Linked DNA regions of Mus musculus: region 2 is linked to region 1. A link is a loop called in an ENCODE intact Hi-C map of the cell type or tissue named here. Cell type or tissue: left cerebral cortex. All regions are shown on one strand. Links, peaks and the distances in the headings refer to the core of each region. The heading gives the core; the rest is flanking DNA. Region 1 overlaps Dscam (DS cell adhesion molecule). Region 2 holds the start of Dscam (DS cell adhesion molecule).

Region 1 (11,361 bases), core at 1,243-9,242:
ATTTGAGATATAATAATAAGAGATTTCTTTTTTCTTTACAGATCACATTCACTTTTGTTATTCAGAATCTTCATAGGAGTGTAACAAACACAGAGAGCCAAGCAAGCTCAGAATGGAGAGTCTGCCACAAGAGTTCCACCCTCCTCCTGCCTGGAGTCCCCACAGCCCCTGGGGCTCCCACAGAGCAGGGTTTGAAAAATGCTGCTTCCATCCTAGTGCCTTGCAGAGATCTAACATGTCAGCAAATTACCTCCAGTTCCCACATTATCGTTAATCATGGGCCTCCTGGGATGACAGTGTTCCCCTAGACATGATAAATAACAATGACCTGGAGGCTCCTGCATGCAGATATGTGCCTGTGTGCCTGCAAAGGGGGTCGGCATCCAGGAGAGATAGTGAGAAACTTTGTTCTTAATGCCTCCTTTGGGATTTCTTGCAAGGAGGCCATTCAAAGCAGACTCCATTCAAGGCACTTAGAATGCCCTGCCCAGAAATCTTTCCAGGGCCCTGGAGATGCTCAAGGACATTTGAAGATTCCCAGGTCCGTGGAGAAGAAATGCCCATCTCACCAAACAATGAGTCACTCTGACATCTCACCTATTCTGGGTTTTAGAGCACTGAGGCAAGGGAGGCCTTAGAAGTTCTCCAGTGAGCAATCTCTGCGCTCCCCTCCCTCTGTGCAGTTAGCTAACAACAAGCTTTCATTGAAGATGTGCTTATTAGCACTTCAGTCAGCTCCTCAGGGTCCCTCACTCCCAGGTTGACCTTGTGGTTGATTCTGGTCTTAGCAGTCAGGCTAGTGTCCTTCAGAGGACACTGGGCACTTGCTGACACATTTCTCAATGCTGGATGCAGCTAGCCTAACTGGGCTGTGGTCAGATATGGTCCCCAGACTCCTGCCAGCTCTGGGTGGACCGCTCCTATGACAATACTGGTCTTTCTGTCTTCTTCATTCTCTCCTGATCATGCTCCATACAGTCCTGTGAGCACTGTTGCTGTTTGTTCAGAGGTGACTGAAATAATTGTGATGTTTATCTTGAACTTACCTGTCTTAGTCTCTGGAGTTGCAGGACCACAGGCATGTGCTACCATGCCTGACTCTAAGCCTAGCTTTAGGACAAAGAATCATGACTCTAAGAATGATCCTCTTCATATTATTGAGAGAACTAAAAGTAATTATGACTACAACCCAACAGATAAACCCTGAGCCTTCTGCTTTGTCTGGTGGGCTAAGCTTTGTGCTACAAAAGACACTGACAACTCTGGTAACCCTGTGATCTGAAGACATTCCTTGTTGCTCTGCCCAAAGTGTAATGAAGCTAGATGCAGATGCTGGAAGGCATTCCAGAAAATGCCAGAACTTCACACACATATACACAGACATACACACAGAGATACATACACAGACACACACATATACAGACACACACAAACAGATACACATAGACACACATATAAAGATACACACTCAGACACACATGCACACATATAGACACATGCACAGACAGATACATACACAGAGAGGCACCCCCCCACACATACACAGACACAAACACACATACATACATAGACACACAGACATAGACACACAGGCACACACAGAAATACATACAAGTACACAGACACATACATACACACAGACACACACACACACCTGGTTAATAAAGATATCATGTGAAAATAACAGAAATTAATGAATGAAACAAAGCTTTCTGTCCCACATGTTCATTTGACCATGCAAAATAAAAAGCTACAGAGAAATGTTTCTCCAGTAAACCCAGGATCTGCCTCAACAGGATGTGAAGCAGCAGATATAAGCACTCCAGATCAACAGCCATTTCTCCCTGAGTCTGTCTAGGTGTGGATCTCTCTCCTCTGCCATGCACATGAGCTTGGAAAGCAGCACTTCCAAGGCCTCTGTGGGATGGGGACAGTAAATTATTCTCTCATGGAATCCTTCCCTTAGAATGTAGAAGTGGGAGCCATGGAGATGGTTCAGTTGTAAGAGAACTGCCATAAAAGCATGAGGTCACCCACATAAAAAGTCAGCCATGGCCACCCACACCTCTAATCCCAGCACTGGAGGCTGGGCAGGGACTGGAAGACTGTAGGATTGCCCACCTCTGCCCGGCTCCAACATGGAACATCCTCCTTTAGCCTCTGTTCACATACACATGGATGCACAAAACCACACACATGTACATATACATCACATATCCACACACACTTGGCCCATACCACATATACACAAACACACACAAACCTCAAAATGGCATGAATAGGTCACAAGTTGGAGGCTGATACACTTCTGTTTGTAGGATTACATATATTGTTCCATTTCACACATATAAATTTGAAGCTATTTTTAGATCTAGATTTTGCTTCTTAAACACCTAAGATCTAGTCAAGGAGAACCATGAGTGTTTGCAGACACTGTCTCTCTGATGTTCCATATTATCACAAGGTTACAAGGTTCATGTGCACCTGTGATTATTTCTGATCTGCAGTGACTGTGGGACTGATGTTACAGCTCATCACTACTATCTCTGTTAACCAGAAGCCACAGCTTTGTGAGAAGGGTGTGTGACAAGAGGCAGGTGTGGCCACAGCGAGAAAGATACCACAAACTCTCCCCAGACGTTGGATTCCTTAGACCTGGATCTTCAACATGATGTTGGTTCATGGGAAGAAATGTTGGATATTAGAATTTGCACATATTTTTCTCTGATGTAATCAAAATGTCTCAGCAGTTTACTCATATTCCTGGTGAAATATGAGAGAAGCAGTGTACATATTCACGTAGAAAAGCAAATGACTTAAAATTGCTAAGCTCTCTTTTTTTTTTAGGCCTCAACTGAAAGCTCCTTTCTGTGGAAAGCCAGAGGTGAAGGAAGCCTTGCTGGACAGCAACACTCTGTTCTGAGGAACCCCAAACTCCTTAGCAGGAATGGCCAAACCCATCTCAGCAAGGCCATGAGAGTGGGTTTTTCTTAATTTGTTTATTGGCATGTACACATATGTGAGCACATGTATGGAGGTCAGAGGTCAACATCCTTTATCACTTCCACCTTACTTTTTTGAGATGGGTGAAAACTGGAGCCAGTGGTTTGGCCAGCCAGCATGCTCTAGGGTTTTGTTTTTGTTTTTGTTTTTGTTTTTTTTGGTCTCCCAGCACCAGGCTTATGCACACACCAAGCAAGACTCTCCTGTGAGTGATGGAAGTTAAACTCATGCCCCAGGGATTTTGTAGCAAACATTTCACCAACAGATACATCTCCTTGGCCTTAGAGCCTCTTTAACAGCTCCAGCAAACTACCACAGTAAGCTCATGCCATAGCTCAAGTGCACCACCATTGGGAATTAGTTTGGGTACCCCATACCCTACCAAGCCCCCATGGCAGGCAGAACCAGTTCTGGAGGAAGAGGCAGCACAATGAAGAAGGAATGGGCGTCAGGAAGCCATCACCAGATGGCTACTGAGCCAGAACAGCACACACACCATATGATGTTTGAGGTATGGTGGGTCCTCTCAGCCACAGCCATGGGCTGTTGATGGAATGGAAAGCCATTGATCTCACACATATACTATTGATGAGTCACTACCAAGGTAGGTGTTCAGCACTAGATCTAAAACATCTCACTCTCTTGGTTTATGTTGCATGAGAGTCCCATTGTGCTTCCCCCATAGAGTTTCAACAAGACAATTTATAAATTTTAGCACTTGGCCCTGTCACTGGCAGAGGTGTGAAATGAAGGGGGCCAGGGTGAGATGGTGTGGAGGTTCCCTTCCCACAGATGCGTACTTGCAAATGAGGTAAGGAAGTGGAAGTGTAGTCAGGGAGGCTAATGGCAGGCAGCCTGCCTAACTCTCCTGAAGTCAGAGCATGCACACAAAGCAGGTAATGGCTTTTAAGAGTTTTTTTTTTTTCTATAAATTGTCTGTGCCAGTGAAAGATATAGCCAAGAAAATTTGACTACAAAAAAAATGATAATTTTTTTTCAAAAAGCACACATGATTATTTATACATTTAGGTTAAAAATGTATTAAAAGGCAGAGGTATGGAAGAGCTGACATACATATATGCTCAAATAAGCACTGATTCCTAATGATTTTGCCTTACTTATCAATTAGCAAATATTTATCTAAAAATTTCTGAAAGGTTTTCCTCTTCCTTTAAATTAACGTTGAATCTATTCACATAGTAAGTAGGAAAACCAGCACCTTTATCAGCCAACCTGTGATAGATAAATGCGGTTTGAGATGTTTAATTATTAATTGCATAAGAATCAATTTATGTATTTAATTAGGATATTTTTATTTGGAAGGGAAAATAAAGCCAGATGGTCAATATGTTTATTTAATAGGTTAACTTTGCTCCATTATTTAATTTTAAAAGGGCCCCAACACATGAATAGTGATGCCTGCTATTTGGATATTCCAAAGGAAGGTGCCTGGAAGGGCTTGTTTCAAGAGATTAGGCCACCAGTTTTCAATGTTAAGAACGAGATTGTGTAGCAAGCCTGTTAAGGAAGGCCTACAGTATGGTGAGATGCTTAGAGGAGAAATGCCATTCAGAGGGATTGTCACTCAACTTATTGTTTTTTTTAAATTTTTTTATTAGGTATTTATTTCATTAACATTTCCAACGCTATCCCAAAAGTCCCCCACACCCTCCCCCACCCACTCCTCCACCCACCCACTCCCACTTCTTGGCCCTGGCGTTCCCCTGTACTGAGGCATATAAAGTTTGCACGACCAATGGGCCTCTCTTTCCACTGATGGCCGACTAGGCTGCCTCACTGATAAGTGAATATTAGCCCAGAAACTTAGAATACCCAAGATATAAGATACAATTTGCGAAACACATGAAACTCAAGAAGAACGAAGACCAAAGTGTGGATACTTTGCCCCTTCTTAGAATTGGGAACAAAACACCCATGGAAGGAGTTACAGAGACAAAGTTTGGAGCTGAGACAAAAGGATGGACCATCTAGAAACTGCCATACCCGGAGATCCATCCCATAGCCCCCAAACACTGACACCATTGCATACACTAGCAATATTTTGCTGAAAGGACCCTGATATCGCTGTCTCTTCTGAGACTATGCTGGGGCCTAGCAAACACAGAAGTAGATGCTCACAGTCAGCTATTGGATGGATCACAGGGCCCCCAGTGGAGGAGCTAGAGAAAGCACCCAAGGAGCTGGGGGTGGGGTGGGGGTCTGCAACCCTATAGGTGGAACAATAATATGAACTAACCAGTACCCCCCGGAGCTTGTGTCTCTAGCTGCATATGTATCAACTTATTGTTTTAATAAATAGTATTATTGACTGTCAGTTACTGTTAACGCTCTTATTGCACCTACTTTGTCAGTTAAACATTATAGGTTAGGTTATAAATATAGGAAGCTGTACAGTATGCACAGGGCTTCTCTAATTCCTTAGCTCTACTAATATAGGAGGCTTCTGGAATGAAAGGGTCTTGAAAACATCCCCTGTAGCATTTCCCCAAAGAGTACAGTGGTTTTTACTGAACTTTGCAGCCAGAGAGGCAGTCCTAATGGATAAAAGATGTTAGATACAGGTCTCCTTTTAAGAGGCCCCATGTCCCACCTTCTAATCTTCAGTAGTTTTCCTACTTGGAAACAAAATCTAAATCCCAACTTGTAAGTTGATGTTTTCAGGGCTAGAGGGATGGTTCTGGTTAAGAGCATTAGCTATTCTTCCAAAGAACGCATATTTGATTCTTAGCCCTACATGGTGTTACACAACTGTCTACAACTCCACTCCCAAGAGATCAGATGCCCTTTTCTGGCCTCCAGATGCATCAGATACATGTGTGGTATATAGGTATACATGTAGGCAAAATAGCCATGCACATGAAACAAAATAAAACATTTCTTCCTGCTTCACCCCCAGAGAGAAAGTTTAGAGAATCTTTGATGGGTAGAGCTTGCTAGATGTGTTTCCATGGCTTGCCCATCATGACTGGGCAGTGTGTGGCTGGGTGGGCTTTCATGGCTCACCCCATCCTGACTGTGCCTCCTGCTCCTAGGGCTGCAGGGAGAGATTGCACACTGGAGACTACAAACCTCTGTGAGTCATATCCTTAGTGGGAGCATCTGCAGTATCTTAGTGCTTGACTCCTTCATAAGTTAAGGAGTTAAATAAAATCTTTGACTAAGAATCTTTGTTCCTTTATTAATTTGGTGCAAGTCACCAAGTACCTCTTAGAGAGAGTCCAGGCAGGCTTTCTTTGTGGCTTTCTGCATGCTGTCATCTCTTGTAGCTGGCTCCTTCCTTGACCAACCAAGCTGGATGCCAAGCAGGAAACACACACCTCTATTCACCCCTCACAGAGCTATGGACATAAGGCCTTCGTGGCTGCTTGACTTTATGAGGCAGAGACAATAGGAAACCTGCTACACACAAGAATGCAGAAAACTAAAATCAAAAGGCAGCTTTCCCAGGTGTCCCCTTTCTGGGGGTCACCAGCACTGGCAGCTGTGTTTTATTCCTAGTGTCAAAACTTCTCTTTTCTGTCTTTCTACTTCGCCATGTCCTTGGAATGACCTTGAAACTTCCTGATGTATCTTTACAGACCTTTTTCAAGACCTTGTTTCTGATATAGAATTTCACAACTAAATGTTGTTCTTGGCCTTGTACCCATCCTGAGCTAATCCACAAAACTGTCCAGATGCCACATCGAAGAAAAAAAAAAACTGCATTTCCTTTCCATCCACTTTCTAAAAACAGGAACCACCACATTCATTTCTTAATTTTAATCGGCACAGAAGGAAAAACAGAGAAAGCTAGCCTTTGTTAGCTCTTACAGAGACTTGTAATAAACAAATGAAATTAGCTGGAGAGATGGCTTGGTGGGTAAATTACTTGCTGTATAAGCAAGGGGATCCTCAGAACTTGCATAAAAGCAGGGCACAGTTCTAAGGGATTTGTAACCTCAGTATTCCAGGAAAGGGAAACAGAGATTGCTAGATTCTAGGGGCTAGTGAGAACCAGGTTGAGGGAAGGACCCTACCTCAAAACTAAAATGTAAAGCAACAGAGGAAGACACCCAGTGTCAGCCTTTGCTTTCCACATGCACACACATGGGGAGCTCACCCACATACCCATATACCACACATACAAAAAACCCAACTTAAAAAATTATATGTAGGCAAATTTAAAGAATTAGCTATGCTGAACAATTGGTGAAATTCAGTATAAACTTTTTATTATTTATATTTATACATTTAACTTTAAAATGTTTTGAACATGTTTATTTAAATATAAAGTATTGAAATTTGAACAGAATTATTGTACATTATATAATATTATGTATCTCTGTAAATATATACAAACACACACACACATGTGCTCAGCTCTCATATGTATATGCAAGGAGCCTATAAAATATCTTTTGAAAATTAACATTAAATTTAATGCTACAATTATTAAATATTTTAAGGTAGAACCTTGCTAAAATCTACTGAATATTTTTATATTGCCTGTATATCAAATTATTTAAGACAACTTATAATTATGTGTCCTGTAAACTCACTGTAGTGAAAATAAAATAAGCCCTGAAGTATGGTGGATGTTGACAAAGCAGATCTTAAGAATACCACTCAGTCCCTAGAGGTCAGTCCTAGATAGCTGGGTGGTCATCTGAAGCCATGCCTAGCCAGTGGATCACACAAATGGAAACCATGCTTCCTCAGTGGAGCACACACCTAAGCCATGCTTAGACTGTGGATCACAACAGTGTGGGCCATCTTGGTATGTCTTAGAATGTGGGGTACAGCCTAGGATGAGTACATTTTCCTGACTCACACTATGCCCTGACCTCTGCGTCTGGCTGGTTCTGCAAATTCAGTGTCAGGTATAAGGCAGTTTGTGGTAATGAACAATACATGAGAAATGAAATGGCTATGGTGACACCATCTTGTCCTAACTCTGCCTTGTTTCTGCCAAGAAATGCTTCAGCCTCTCATCCCCCAACAGCCATATCTACTTCCGCAACAAGGGGCTGTCCCTGACCTGGCTGTTGTCCAGACATATTAACCAAACTAAGTGATGTTTGGGCAAGCTAAAACACCAAACTAAGATAATTGAGAGGAAGTATAAATAAAAAATAATTATTGCTGTGTAGTGTTTGGAAAATACTGCTAAGCTTTGCAAGAAAACAGATGCTACTAGATACCCCAACCCTTCCCTGATGCAGCCCTCCCCTGCCCCCCACTTGAGCACTGGTGTAATTGTGGTTTTTGTCTTTTAAAATGCTGTACCTCTGAGCTTGGGCACCAAGAATCTGAGGCATAAGCCTGCTCTTGGTTGTGGGCTAATAAAAGGACTCATATATGTTTAATTGGTCTAATTAATGTGGGTATCAAGAACAACCTCCTGTGGCTCACTTCAGTAAACAAAAGAAGGAGGAAGGAAAAGAGAGGAGGAGAGAAAAGAGGAAAGGGGAGATGGCTGGAAATACATGACCTTCAGCATTGGCCCTGGAGGCCTTTCCTCTTGATAGTCTCAGCTTATACTCTCAGCTTCATGCATTAGCCTGGAAGACCATCAGGTCTAGCCTTCTGACCCACAATACAGCAGTGCTTTGCATTGAAATGGCTTTTTAGGGCATGACGTAAACTAATTCTAGAAGGCGCACCGAACATCCCTCCAATTTCTGAGGTGACCTGAACTGCGTTTCTGCAGTCATTCATCATCAGGCAGAGTTGAAATGAGCCTCATCGGAGTGGACGTTTGTAGGGCATCAGCACCCAAGAAGGCTCCTCTGAGCTAGAACTGATTCATGGCTCCTTGGAGGATGCCTTTCTGTTACTGTCAACCTGCCTCGGGCTTAGGAGCACTGGACTGGACATAAGCAATTGTCTCCTAGCAGGCTGGGAGCTCAGGGTAAGCAAAGAAAAACCAGCCACAAAGCTGAGAAAATTGGTAAGTTTAAATAGAAAATCTTCAAATAGGATCTGTTCTCTCTCTCTCTCTCTCTCTCTCTCTCTCTCTCTCTCTCTGTGTGTGTGTGTGTGTGTGTCTGTGTGTGTGTGTGTGTGTGTCTGTGTGTCTGTGTGTCTTGTGTGTCCAGGTAAAAGGGAAATGCTCCAGACTGTGACTAGTGAAGGAAACTACTAATGGGCCTGATATTGCAAGAAGTAATATAGAGGGCTTCTTCACATGGGTAACATTTCTAAGGCATTAAAGGGAGGAATGTATGCTTAGAAATGGTGGGAGCCACTCAGGCACATTCAGAAGAGGGATAACGGAAGCAGATTTAAACCTCAGCAAAATCAGCTTGATGGCAAGGGAAGCAATCCTCTGGGAGAGTCCACAGAACAGAGGCATAAGGGCTCACTCATTCCACAGCTAGAAATCTGAGCAAGCCAACAGGAGCTGATAATGAGGAGGGTGGGAAGTCTGTGGTACTGATCAGTGTGGGGAGGGTGCTGTCCCTATGCTCAAAAAAATAAATTCCCAGGTACCTGGCTCCAGTCTTAACAGGTGGGTCTGGTGTTCACAGAGAGGAGAAACATGGGAAATGGGACTGGGCTGTTGTGAGTGGAACATAAAGAGAGCCCAATCCACGTAGGATCTGGTCCGTACGGGTGCTAGCAGGGCTCCTCAGGCCAAGATGCCTTTGATTGCCTTAAGGTCCTCTGTAAAAGCCTCCTGCTTCAATAGTTCTGCAGTAGGATAATGTATCTGTTCACTTGATAGCTGCTGCTGCTGCTGCTGCTTCTGCTGCTGCTGCTGCTGCTTCTGCTGCTGCTGCAGGTCTGGTCTGGGGTTTGAATGAAGGATCCTTGTTCATTGAGAGCTTTCTAATTACACTCAATAAGTTCACCATTGTCAATTCTACATTACCAGCAGCCAACCACATTTTGGCAGAACACATGGCTGAGTACCCTGAGCAAAGGCCTGCACAGGGAAGGATGCTGCACTGCAGTGCTGCCCAATGGCCTGCAAGGTCTCCATGGAGACTGTGGCTCCTCTCCTTGCAAGGGATAGAAGAGGGAATACTTTCCATCATTGGTAGCTATGTGTAAAGGCACAGGGATGCCCAAGATTCCCACTCAGCATCAGAACTCTGTGCTATGAAGTCTGACTGTGCTGCTACTAAGGGCTAGTGATCATCTCTTCCCCCCTCTCTGATTCTGTGTGCATAGAACATCATATGCATGGCCACCAAGAAGGCAAAGCCATCCACCCCAAGGAGAAGAGTCAAAATCTATTTATATAACCACCAAGGAAATGCAAATCAAAACCATAATGAGACACTGCCCAGCTATAGTAAGAATAGCTGTCTTCAAAAAGAAGATAGCAGGTGCTGGAAAGGATGTGGAGAGAAGAGAACCTTTACACACTGTCAGGAATGCAAATTGCCACAGTCTTTATGGAAAATAGCACAGGGATCCTCAGGAAGTGCAAAATGGAATTACCATATGATCCAGCGATCCTGCTACTGGGGATATATATATTCTCCGAGGGGGGAATAAAATCTGTCGATGGAGATGCATCTGCAAATCCATGTCTGGTGCAGCACTATATTCTCAGCAGCCAAGAAATGGGAATAATCTGAACCATACAAACAGCAAATGAAGTTCATGTGGTAGATATGCACCATGGAATATTATTTGGCCATAAAAAGAATAAAATCCTATCATTTGTATAAAGATTATTTTATAGATTAAATAGTTCAGGTATAGCAAGGATTCCCTTGATCTCACCCCTGTGTAGCAGGTAAAAACATTGATCTCATGGAGAGCAGTGATAGGAAGCTGGTAACCAGAGGCTAGGAAGAGTAAGGAGAGAGGAAGAAAGAGGGGCCAGGGGCAGACTGATCACTGCACTAAGTCACAGTGATACAGGAATAAGCTCTAGCTTGCTACTGCACAGAGAAAGGGTTCGTCTGGCTTATAGGTTAGTCTATCAACCAGAGAAACCAGGGCAGGAATTGAAGCAGATACTATGGAAGACCACTGTTTACTGACTCCCCTGGATTGCTCGGATGCCTTTCTTATATATCCCAAGTTCTCATATCACTTAATAAAAAAGCCTCCCTTTCCCCAAACATGCCCACAGCCAGTTTGATGGAGGCAATTCCTCCCTGAGGTTCCATCTTACTAAGTGACTGAAAGTTTGTATCAAGTTGACAACAGAAAGCTGTAACACCAGCAGGCCTGGGTGCTTTGAATGTTTCTCCATAGATATACAGTAACCATTTCAGGAGACAGGTGTGTTTAGCTAGCTGTAAATATTACCTGGTGGCTGCATGCACTGAGATTATCTATCACATGGCACTCCTTAGCTATCTTTGTGTGCATGTTAAAATAACTGAGTCTAAAGGA
Region 2 (11,361 bases), core at 1,621-9,620, 260 kb after region 1:
TGTAACTCCCGTATCACTCAAAGTCTGCTGTCCTGTCATGGTACCGGACAGACTGCCAATTTAACCACCCTGTGTAAGGAGATTCTCAGACCTTTGAAAGCACTTTGTGTCTCCTGTATTTCCCTCTCACTAGACAAAGAAGTTAATTAATGTGTCTCTTTGCTGGAACTAACCATGGCACTCTAGCTTCACTTCCTATTGTTGTGATGAAATGCCTTTACAACAACCTTAAGAGAGAAAGGGTTGGGACTAGAGTGGTGGCCCTTAAGAGCACTGGCTGCTCTTGCAGAACACCCACAGGGCATCTCACAACTGTTGATAGGAATGTGACCTGGTCTCCACAGACACCATGTGTATGGTGTGCATGTGTACGCTCTGGCAAATACTCTTAAAGTAAAAATAAATCTTTTTATAAAGAGAGAAGAGGTTTTTATTCAGCTTGCAATTCCGGATTACAATCCATCATTTCTGAGAGGTCATGGCAGGGATGTTGAGCCAGCTACTCACATCCACAGTCCAGAGCAGAGAGAGCATGCGTGCTAACTGCTCAGCTCGCCTTCTCCACTCTCAGTCAAAGACTCAGATTTGGGAAAGGTAGTGTTCACACAGGGCTCAGAATCCCCACATTAATTAACATAATCAAGACAATCTCCCTCAGACATGCCCACAGGGCAGCCCGATCTAGACAGTTCTCATTAAGACTCTCTTCTATGTGATTCTGGATTGTGTCGAGTTGACAAAACTAACCAGTACCCACATTTTAGGCACTTCCTTTTAATTAGCAAAAAAATAGATGAATTAAATTTACAGGAGTGGACCCAGTAAGAGGTTAGACCTGGAGAAGGGGTGTCTCTGCATGCTATGCAGCTGCCTACTTTGCCAGCATCCCCAGTTGTTGGGTCTCCATTCCTTCCTGAATTCTCAAAAATCAAATATCACAGCATTGCTACATACGTGTAGCCCAGCTCCTACACATCACTTATTAAAAAATGCTCTGCAGCCAATATTAAGAAATAAACACTGTAATTAACCAGCCTGGGATTTGGGGTTTTCAGTATCCTAGGGGAACCCTAGATCAACTCACACCACAGCAGGGTGACTATGGAGAAAAGAAACGAATCTGGAGTTTCCTCCGGAGAAATATGTTTACTTAATGTGCAGTCTCCACAATATTGCCCGAGGAACAGGCTATGTTCACAGGATGCAGTGGCCCCCTCACCTCCATCTGCCTCTATGTTAGAATAAAATCAGAGACATTTTCCCATAGTAACACTAACCCTGCAAAGAATCAAAGCTTCAGACACTCAACACAAGCAGGAATCAAAGGCACGAGTCTCCACCACAAAGGAGTTCACCTCACTGGCGTGAGCCATCCACACTGGATGCAACCCCAGGTAAAACCTGACCATCACGACGACCCATGGGTGATGAAAGGGAGGGACAGCACGATGTTGTTTCTTTGCAGGAGCATCTGGTGTGGAAGAGTTCAGAGATCTGATGAACCGACGACTGACTAAATGGCAAGGAACACAGGTGGATTGTTTACATTCTGCACAAAACCAGGAAAAAGGCTGTTTTCTGTTTCTCCATTAAGATGAAAAGAGTCAAGGGTGGCAGAAGACAAAATCAGCCATCACTCTGTCTCTCCTGCCTCTCCGATACGTTTTCTTCACAGCCCAGGGAGAAAGGAATGGACTCTGTAAAGTTAACAGGTTACTGTGCGTGCGTGTGTGCGTGCGTGCGTGCGTGCGTACATGCTTCCGTGGGTGCCAGAGGACAAAGGACTACCTTAGGCATCATCCTTAGGAAAGCATCCACCTCCTTTGAACATGGAGCTCGCCAATTACAAGCGTGCATCCCTGTACCTAGCATTTTCATGGTTTGGGGGGTGAACTCAGGTCCTCAAGCTTGCAAATGTGGGTTATACTGGTAACCATCTCCCCAACACCATATTTTTGTACATACTTAACTTGATCATACTTAAGGGACTGAGAAAGCAGTATGCTTAGTGAAATAAGCCAAGCACTGAAGGGAATGCATGGAATATAAAATTTAAAATGGACTCTTGTATCTAAGAGGTGTGTTCCTTTCCCCTTGCCCAATAACATTTATGTCAGTTACATGGCCTGTAGCTGTGTCTCCTACAAGTCTGTCCAATTAGAAGTGTGTGCATATCAATTTAAATCTCCGGAATTTAATAACAGGTTAGCAAAGAGGACCCTGTGACAATAATGAGATCCTCAGTGTAAACCCTTCTCTCTCTCTCTCTCTCTCTCTCTCTCTCTCTCTCTCTCTCTCTCTCTCTCTCTCTCTCTCTCTGTAATTGCTGTTCTCTGAAAGCTTGCGTTGATTCCATCCCCATGGTGTTCTGCCGTGGAGTCTCTAGGGGAGACCATGCTTATTGTGGCATAAATATTAGTGGCAGCACCACAGAGACCATGTCCTCCCTGAGCCTCCAAGCTCCAGCTCAGACTCACTTGAGTTTGTTCTCAAGCCTAGGGAGGATGTAACAGGGATTGAACTGCCAGAATATTCCATAGAGCCAGGCACAGGTTCTGAATATTTCCATAAGGGTGATTCGCTTTGTCTCTTTGACAATGTTCAGTATGGAGCCAGGAACACAGGGGAGTTTAGAGTGGAAGCAACCCTTCAGTTTCTATATCTTTCGGGTTCTTTGCCCCTGCATTTCAAACTGGCTTTCTATAAATAGGACTGCTTGCTCACTCTTAAATCTTACTCACTGTCTTCTGAAGGAAAAAAAAAAAACTTAAATAGGGATATAGGCAAGATTAATCAATCCCTGTTACTCCATCTCCCTCTGTCACCTCTTATCTCATCAGACACCTATTCAGCTGGGTCCATCCTTTCTCTATTAAGTGGACATAAGTAAATATGTAAATATTTACATATTTACATAATCTAAGAGAGTTAATCACCCATGTTGATCAACACAGAATAAATTGCTGATCTCCAAAAATCAAAAGAAGTAGACTATAATCTTTACAACATTAGATCCTTGTATGTAACACTGGTATTTTTAACAACGATTAAAATATAATCTTTCCATGTTATTCTGATGAAATACCAAGTATATATTCAACTCTGCTGCAAACTAAGATATCGACAAGAGACCTGCAGCCATTTGAGACTTACGAAAATAGGAGCAAGACTTTATAGACATGATTAAGGCTTTAAAACTAAAAGGCTGGAGGTTTATTTATTTATTTATTTTTATTCTCAGGAGTTGTTGGGAAGCTTGAATGTCAGATTTGGAGAATTTAAATCTTGTCAATGGAGAACAAGGGTTCCCAGGCCTAGATAAAATCACTGGTTGAGACACCAGCCCCACTGCATCCCAAGAAGGGTACCTGGGGATATCAGAGCAGGCTGTGTCTCCAAGAGAAAGTCCCAGCACATTCCATATGTGAGCGAGTCACTTTTGTAAGACAGTACACCCCACAGTCATCTGTAAAGCACAAACGCTTCTCCAGCCAGAGGCCAGCTGCCTGTCAGAAAGCAGAGGCAGGCTGAGGGAAGCTGCCAGCTGCTCACCCATCCTTTTTATGCAGCTGAGGCAGAGGTTGGAGGGAAGAGAGCAAACTGGGTGAAGAACCCAGGGTGGGAAGGAAGCTAGAAAGAAGCCTTTGAGTGGAGAGAGGAGGAAAGGCTTGAATGGGGTGGAAGGCTATGACTCACTTTCCTCTCTCACTCATTTATCTCCACCCGGACTTGCACTCTGTTTCATACAAAGAACACACTTGGTCACAGTAGACATTTCAGCCCATGCATGGTAGCATCTATTGAGACTGAATCACTTCTCAGGTAACCCTCAAATTGACAAGCTATAGATTTCCCTGAAGCCATCAGAGCACAAGGTTTTAGGAAGGATAATGGAGGCTGAACCTGGCCCTCTGAGCATCTGGGCAGAAGCTGTCTGGCCTTTGAACTAACTCAGGGATCTGCCCTTCCCATTGGCTCTTCATTCCTGCAGCCCAGGTGGAGAGCTTGCTGCCTGCAGAAGGCACTCTGATGCTCCCCTCAGAATTCATAGCAGCATCATACACCACAGGGCTGCCGGAATCTTCATTCTCGCCAAGCGTATAGCAAAGGAAATACAACTTTGAATTAGCTTAGGTTTTCAAAACATTAAGGAACGTGAATATAGTTGAGGTGTTGGGGGGGGGGGGGCAGACAGAGGTGAGCTGAGAATTTCTGCACCTAGATCCTCAGAATATGAAGAGTTAAAGCTGACCCAGAGGAACAGGTGCTGCCCGATTTGCCTGGTGTGGGTGTGGGGCGCGGCTCCAGACCCCCAGAGCCTTGCAGCCACAGCTGCAGGAGATTGACGGACTGCGGACAAGCAGCACGCCAGCATAGCCCCTGTCACCAGCAGCAGAGGAGAGGCCCCGCGGCTCCTGGAATGACATTGGAAGGTCAGCCAATCAGGCAAGGAGCTGCCCCCTCCAAGATGCACGCACCACCCCTGGGCTCTCTGGGCAGTGTGCAAGGGAGGAACCAATGCACCTCTCTGTGGACTATGGACTCCCGACACCACCCTTCCCTCTGTGCATCTTCCGGGATTGGAGACATTGCTGCAAGCTGCGTCCTTCTTTGTATAAATGAAAACAAAGGCTGCAGACCATCTCTGACCTGCCAAACCCTGAACATAATCGCTATGTGTAAAACTCCACCTCCAGAGCTATAGAGTCTGGGCGCAATGAACTTGAGGGACACTGGGGAGGCGGCGTCTCAGGAAAGCCCTATACAAGTGTGTGGAGCGTCCTCGGAGGCAGAGGTTTGCCTGCTCTGTTGAGAGCTTGCTGCATGAGTCTGGCGAGGTTTGCCGCCCACTAGTGTCCTATGGCGGGGACACAATTGGCATGCAGGTAGCAGCAGCTCCGTGTCTCCCAGGCTCACAGTGCCTGCCACCTAGGTCCAGCATGCACCTGAGTGCCATGGCCAAGAAAATGTATATCATATGCCTGGGTAGCCCCAGGGCACCTACCTAGCTTAGGTGAGCCTCACTAAAAAGCCAGATAAATGGGAGGGTTCATTCTAAAACGCCCCGAATGTCCAGCCTATTGCCATGTTAATTATGCTTAACCACATTCACAATCAAGACTTTGTAAATACAGGAAATGGGGAAAGCCATTACTTTATTTTAAAACAACAAAAGACATACATACACTCCCATTTCCCACAGTGCTCATAGATCTTAAGACAGCCCCTCCCCCTTGACATCAAGTTCCTATGGCACTGAGCTGACTCCTGCTGAGCCTTAGTCACCTTCCTTGTTTTCTCCAGACACATCCATGATAAAATATTTTGTCACCTATGTGGACATTCAGGCCTCAGGGATTTAAATGGGAAGATTTTATTTATTTATTTATTTATTTAGGCAAAAATTGCATCCCCCCCCCCCCCAGTAACACACTGTATGCATGGTGCAGAATATGCCCTGTGACTTGCTGAGTATCCCAGACAGCAGGAAACCTTTGGTGACACCCAAGTGGCAAGGAGGGTAGTGAAGGAGAGGAGGCAGATTGGCTGGCATTTATTAAAGGTCTGCCTGGCATTTTGTTTGCCTACAGAAGGCATCTTATAGGGGCATGCAGCTTCTGTGCAAAGCCTAGAAATTTTAGATGAACTCTGAAATTATCAGAAATAATCTCCATTCTCTATAAATATAAGGGAGAGAGATTTTTTTTTTGCTGATATATTTCTAAGGAAAATAAAATTTAAAATACTACTTTAAAGTCTTCAAGATGCACCAGTATTTATTAAAAAACAAAAACAAAAAACCAAAAAACCCTGCTTCTGTGACTGAATAAAATACCGGGTGTCAGGTCTGTAATGCCCTATCATGTGATCTGCAGAGTCCCAAAGGTGCTGCACACCCAGCTTGTCCTTGATAATCTCTCCACCGTCACTCCACCCTCTTCTACTACAGCTAATGAGCCTCCGGGAGCCTGAGAGCACAATGCAGTGAAGCTCAAGATTTCATGGCCAAAGAAAAGTCAATGTCAAAGGTGTGTGTAGAGCAGCGCCAGGATGCAGCCATCACACAGACCATATAAACCTGCAACCTGTCCCCCATTCTGCCTGTTAGGAGGCCATCTCTGCTTTTGTCAGGAGTGTTACACTAGAAAGGACTCACTGGGGTTAAAAATCAAGAGACCCTGTACAGAGAACTGCTGCAGCTGGGTGTGCATGCCGAGTACACAGGCAGCCGCGTGTGTCTGCACACACGTGTGCCTCTGAAGCTGTCCTGGGAATATTCCCAGGGTGTCAGGGGTAGCATCAGCTACCTCACAGGCTCTCTGCACCTTCTCAGGTGAGGTCACTCACAAGCTTTTAACCCATGCAGGCACTGCTCTCTTGCTTCTGGTCTTTGCCCCAAATACCCTCTGCAGCCTGCCCAGCAAGGGTGCTTTAAGAAGCAAACATGCCCCTCATTACTTGCTTTCTACTGTTCAGATGAAGACAGACTGTCTGAAACACAGACTGGACATTTCTGCTTCTTACCCAAATATCCAATTGCATAATATTTTACAGATGAAAAAGAAAATATGGCTATAATGGGCATTTTAGTGTTTGAGGCCTAGCAACCAGTGTGGTTCTTACCACACATTTGGGTACTTTTTCCAAAATGAACATAGGCCAAAATATTGCAATTGCCGACCAAAAATTTAAAAAAGACTCCATTCATATTAGATAGGTAGTATTTAGTTTCATATTTTTGAAATATATTCTGGCCAAAGGCAGCATTTTAAATCAGGTTCATATGTGTGTGTGTGTATATGTATGTATGTATGTATATATATATATATACATATATATATATATATACTAATATTTTGCATAGTATGTCTTAAACACCATCCTTGGAAAATCCAAAAATCTGTGTACACACACACACACACACACACACACACACCAATGTAAAAGCCCAAACCTCTGGAGTCAGGCTTTTTTTCCATGCTTGCTCATATAGAGGAAGGGCCATTTTTACATAAGGCGGCTCCCTGGCCTTCAGCTGATGGGGTCAGAGCAACTTGCCTATGCATTTTACTGCAACAATAACTGATTCTCTCAACAGATGTTAAAAGTCTTGCAAATAATTCTTGCATGACTTTACCCAGGTGCACATGAGCAATCTTTGCATATATTTTCCATGTGGTAGATTTCACTCCATTTGAACACTGCACAAAATTCTTTATATAGTAATTTTTAGTTATGAAATGCTGATTTAAAAAATCATAGACATTTATAGCATCTCTGTATCAGAGACTATCATAATTTCTTCTGTACCATGCTCAGCATATATATCTCACACTGAAAAAAAAAAAAATAGATGCTGGTTGGCTGACAACCAGAACAGCCTGGCTTACCATCCTGAATTACCTATTTCTCCCCAGAGTGGAAATCTCCTTTCATTCAATAGCTCGGGGCCTTTGCCAGGAGTCCAGATATGTCATCCTGACAGGAAAGACAAGGTGTATTGGCTTTTGGAACACATCTGTGAACATCTGGGCCTTTTCTGTGGTTTCCCATTAAAGCAGCAAGCAGCAGGGGCTGCTCTCAAGACTTGATTGCTTCCTCAGAAGCACAAATGTCCCCCTAGGTGAATTCCCTGGAGGAGGCAGGCCAGGGTTAGTGCCCTCTGGAGAGAGGGGGTGTCTTGTCAGAACTTGTTGAAATTTTTCCCCCTGGGAGGAAATCTCAAGAGGGAAAACTCCTGTCACTTTGCTTTCGGTTATATTAAAGAGCAAAAGACCGGCTTTGTGTGAATTTGGGGGCACATTCTTCATTTGGCTCCATCTTTCCTTAGTCATTTGTTTTTAAAACCTGGGAAATATCATGTCCTTCCTTTGGCTGTGGGTTAGCTGTTCTCTAAGTCTGCAAAGAAAATACAGCCAGTGCTTACAGCTTCCCTGGGTATCTTCCAGAAAAATCTTAACAGCCTCCCCTTGGCTTCTCCCTCTCCTGTTTTCTTGTAAAGACCAGATATATTCATTCTTTCATATTCACATTCTCTCATGTTCACATTCTCTCTCGCTCACTTGCGTGCTCTCTCTCTCTCTCTCTCTCTCTCTCTCTCTCAATGGTTTAATTTTAACTGTCAGCAGGTTATACGTTTTATGCAGATGTTCCACATTTAAGATGGGTATTGAAGCCCTGGATGCTTCCAAGCGGTACCAAATGATAACAGTTCCCTCTCTTTGCCACAGGAGAGAAAGCCATTCATACATGTAAGTTCATATTTACACTGTGACAGGCAGCCTAAGGTGCAGACACACTTACTAATTGGGTCTGACTCCATCAAAAGCCATAGATTCTAAATATCAGGAAGAAAGCATCTCAAAAGGCTATACTGAGCTGCGCATGAGGGGGAAACACCATGTACAACATTCACCAATTTCACTTTTATAAGTATACAGGTGATTTTTAAAAAATTTGTCAACATTACAGATGATGTAATGCCTAGCAGTGCATATTTTTACATACACTACTGCGAGGAACATGTAGTGTCCAGGGGACGAGGGGGATGCAGACAGACGCATCTTTCCCACAGCCTTCAAGGATAAACTGTAGCAGAATTAAAGCGGAGGCTTTAAGGCTCAAGAGTGCAGAACCTGAGGGCTACTGTCTTAATTGACCCCTGCACCTGCCTACGCTCCTAACGCCATGTCCTTTTCTGGTTATGATATTCAAAGTGGCAATGATCATCTCCCTTCTCTTCTTCCCAAACCTGCCTGGCTCTGATGAGGTAGCTGTCTAGCTCTGGAGTTAGGCTTTGAGCTGGCACTTGGCTAGCTAGCTAGGTAGGCTGCTTCCAACGATTGCAGAGCGATGCCTCCCCGGCCTCCTATCAGTATCGCCTAACCTCTCCAAAGCAATGCAAATATATTTTTTAAATAAATAAATAAACGCATGCACGAACATTCCAACCCGGATAGGAAAGGAAAGGGAAAAGACTTCACCCATGCATTCAACCCCCTACACCGCACCCATCCCCCGGGCCCCTTCCCAGACAGGAATCAGCACAGACCGCAAGGCTCACCATTCGCGAAGCTCTGGAACAAGGAGAGAGCCAGTATCCACATGCCCCTGCTGCTGCCCGGCCTCCCGCGAGCCAGCGAGCCAGCGAGCGAGCCACGCGCCGGCCTCGCCCCCCGCGCTGCGCTGCGCTCCGCCGCGCCCGGCCCGGCTCCGCTTGCTGCCCGCCACCTGCCCGGGGGCCGCCCAGCCGCCCAGCCGCGCTCCCCGCTTGCTGCGCCCCCGCACACCTGCTCCCGGGCGCCGCGCCCCGCGCCGCGGACACAGCCCAGGTGCGCCGTGCGCTCGGCTCGGCTCAGCGGGCCGCGGGCAGCCAGGCGCGGGCGCACAGCCGCAGCCGCGGGCGCGAGCTCATGCCGGGCGCCCCCCGATGCGCAGCGCGGCCAGGCGGCGGCCTCCCGGGCGCCGGCCTCACCCTCCGCAGCCAGGCAGCAGGCGCGCGGCCAGGCTCATCCTGCTGCGGCGGCCTCGGGCGCCGGGTCCCCTGTGCTGCCCTTCCCTGCCTGAGCCCGGCGGGCCGCGCGCGGAGGCGAGCGGGGACCCCTCCCCTGCTCTGGCCGCTGGGGCGCTCTGCAGTCTTAAAGCAGCAGCAGAGGAGTGCGGCGGATCACGCAGTCGGCGGGACCCAGGGCTCAGAGGCTCAGAGGCTCAGAGACGCGTCCCCACACAGCCCATCGTGTGTAGCTCTGTTCTTGCAGGTTGTTAATGAGATGCGGCCGGGGGCTGACCACTCCGGAAGGGTGCCAGCTAGGCAGAGGTGACCGCGAGGCGTTAGCAGTTTTGATGCGATGTGCAGCAGGATTCGGAGTCCGTATTGACTCCCTGAAAAGTCTAGTCCATCTGCCTAGAGGGAAATGCTGCCTTGGAGTCCTCGCGGCTCCTGGGAAGAGCTCTCTGACTTCACTGGCTGATTTTTAATTATCTTTAATACATACTAGGGTGCAAACATGAGCGATTCTAATTTTGGTCTCTGAGTGGTGTATAAAAACTGATTAAAATAGCTGATAGTGCGTATTGAGTCCCAACATGCAACCCCTTTCTTGGCACAGCAGACCATGGCCTAAATGGGTCTCCAGAAAGATCTTGAAGTAATGATACTATTTCAACAAAGGCCCTTCAAAAAGCACATATCCGTATCTGGCACTTTACAAAATAATGACCCACAGAGTCAGAATGTGCCCTGATTTAAAGTCTAACATTGAATGCACACGGCCAGGACTATGGACTGGGAAAGCTTTGAGGGAAGGCAAGAGAGGACCATTTCATGGGAAATGGAGATAGTTTCGCAGACTATCAGGCATCTTCTGCCTGAACTACATGTGCACTTACAGATTAGGCACCCCTAAAACGGCTCACAGAATAGCCCAGAAAAGCAAATGTTGAGGCAGAAATAAAATGGTGCTTTACCAGGGCTGGGCACAAGATGGCCAGGCCCTGTGTTAGGAAGGGTCAGCTGAGCCCTGACGCCGCACTGGCTGCCATTGCTCTGCAGCTGTAGGTGGTCACGTGCTGCCGCCCACTCAGGCTGCGCCTCCAGCTCTGCCAGCTACACACGAACCCCAGTGTCCTCTGCCTTTGCATGCAAAGGGTGTTTCTTCACTCCCTGTTCCTCAAAGCTGTGCTCCCTGGCAGGCAGTGGGCCTGATTTCCCTCCCTGCATTCCTGTTCTTTTAGGGCACAATTCTTCAGGTACTCCAACCATCTTAAGGCTCAGCTGGGGCTTGGTAGCCAAGCACTCAAGACAAAGCTGAGGCAGACAGCTTGGAGTCAAACCACTACCTCCACTTACCAGTTCTAAGCATACGTGTGCGTCTCATGAGTGTTCCTGCCCTGGCATACAGAATGAAATCATCAGCACTTCTAACTATAATGGTTGCGGTGTTCTGCAGCCTAGGCCTAGTGCCTGGTTACCATGGCCAGTGGTGGCTAAGGTTCTATATAGCTAGGCTAGCTATATAAATTTGGGGATCTGGTATAAAGAAAAATAAAGGGCTCCTTTTGCAAAAAGAAGGAAATACACCATTTAAAATATCCTAGTAGAAAATGTGTCCTTTCCTTTGCAGCCTTTTCTGTCTCTTCCATGGTATCTGTCACTCTCTGTTTACTGTCTCACTCTGTTGGGAATAGTTAGGAAGGGCACAGCTGCACACAGATGCCAAGCTGTTACAAAGTAACCCATGGCCACACAAGTGGCCCACATCTGCTGCCTTGCTTCCCTGTCTTCCGCCTGGCTCCTGTACTAGGCATAGCCATGATGGGGAATGGGAAATGCTTTCCCATTCCTTAGGGATTACAGTTCCA

What was found. Peaks named below come from ENCODE experiments on the same cell type or tissue, not always from the same donor. Only the 100,000 strongest peaks of a DNase experiment are listed, where the experiment ranks them.
Region 2: it touches region 1 in a loop (2.6-fold over the local background); 2 of 42 quality-filtered maps call a loop at or near these places.

The regions. Positions count from the first base shown.
Region 1 is chr16:96,904,284-96,915,644 of GRCm38, forward strand. The region is part of intron 3 of Dscam (DS cell adhesion molecule); the gene reads right to left. It overlaps Gm32432 (a long non-coding RNA gene), which reads left to right. Exons shown (of 2, transcript XR_876307.3): 1 at 1-11,361. Among named protein-coding and RNA genes, the nearest start is that of Gm32432, 28 kb to the left of the region's middle. In left cerebral cortex, for the core only: no CTCF peak of the experiment used is centred there; DNase peaks (open chromatin) are centred at 3,727 and 6,148.
Region 2 is chr16:97,161,170-97,172,530 of GRCm38, forward strand. It overlaps Dscam (DS cell adhesion molecule), which reads right to left and starts at 9,566. Exons shown (of 33, transcript NM_031174.4): 1 at 9,065-9,566. The coding sequence starts at 9,107. In left cerebral cortex, for the core only: a CTCF peak has its summit at 4,853 (motif pointing left); DNase peaks (open chromatin) are centred at 2,617, 3,591, 4,822, 6,264 and 6 more places; H3K4me3 peaks cover 4,376 bases; H3K27ac peaks cover 2,108 bases.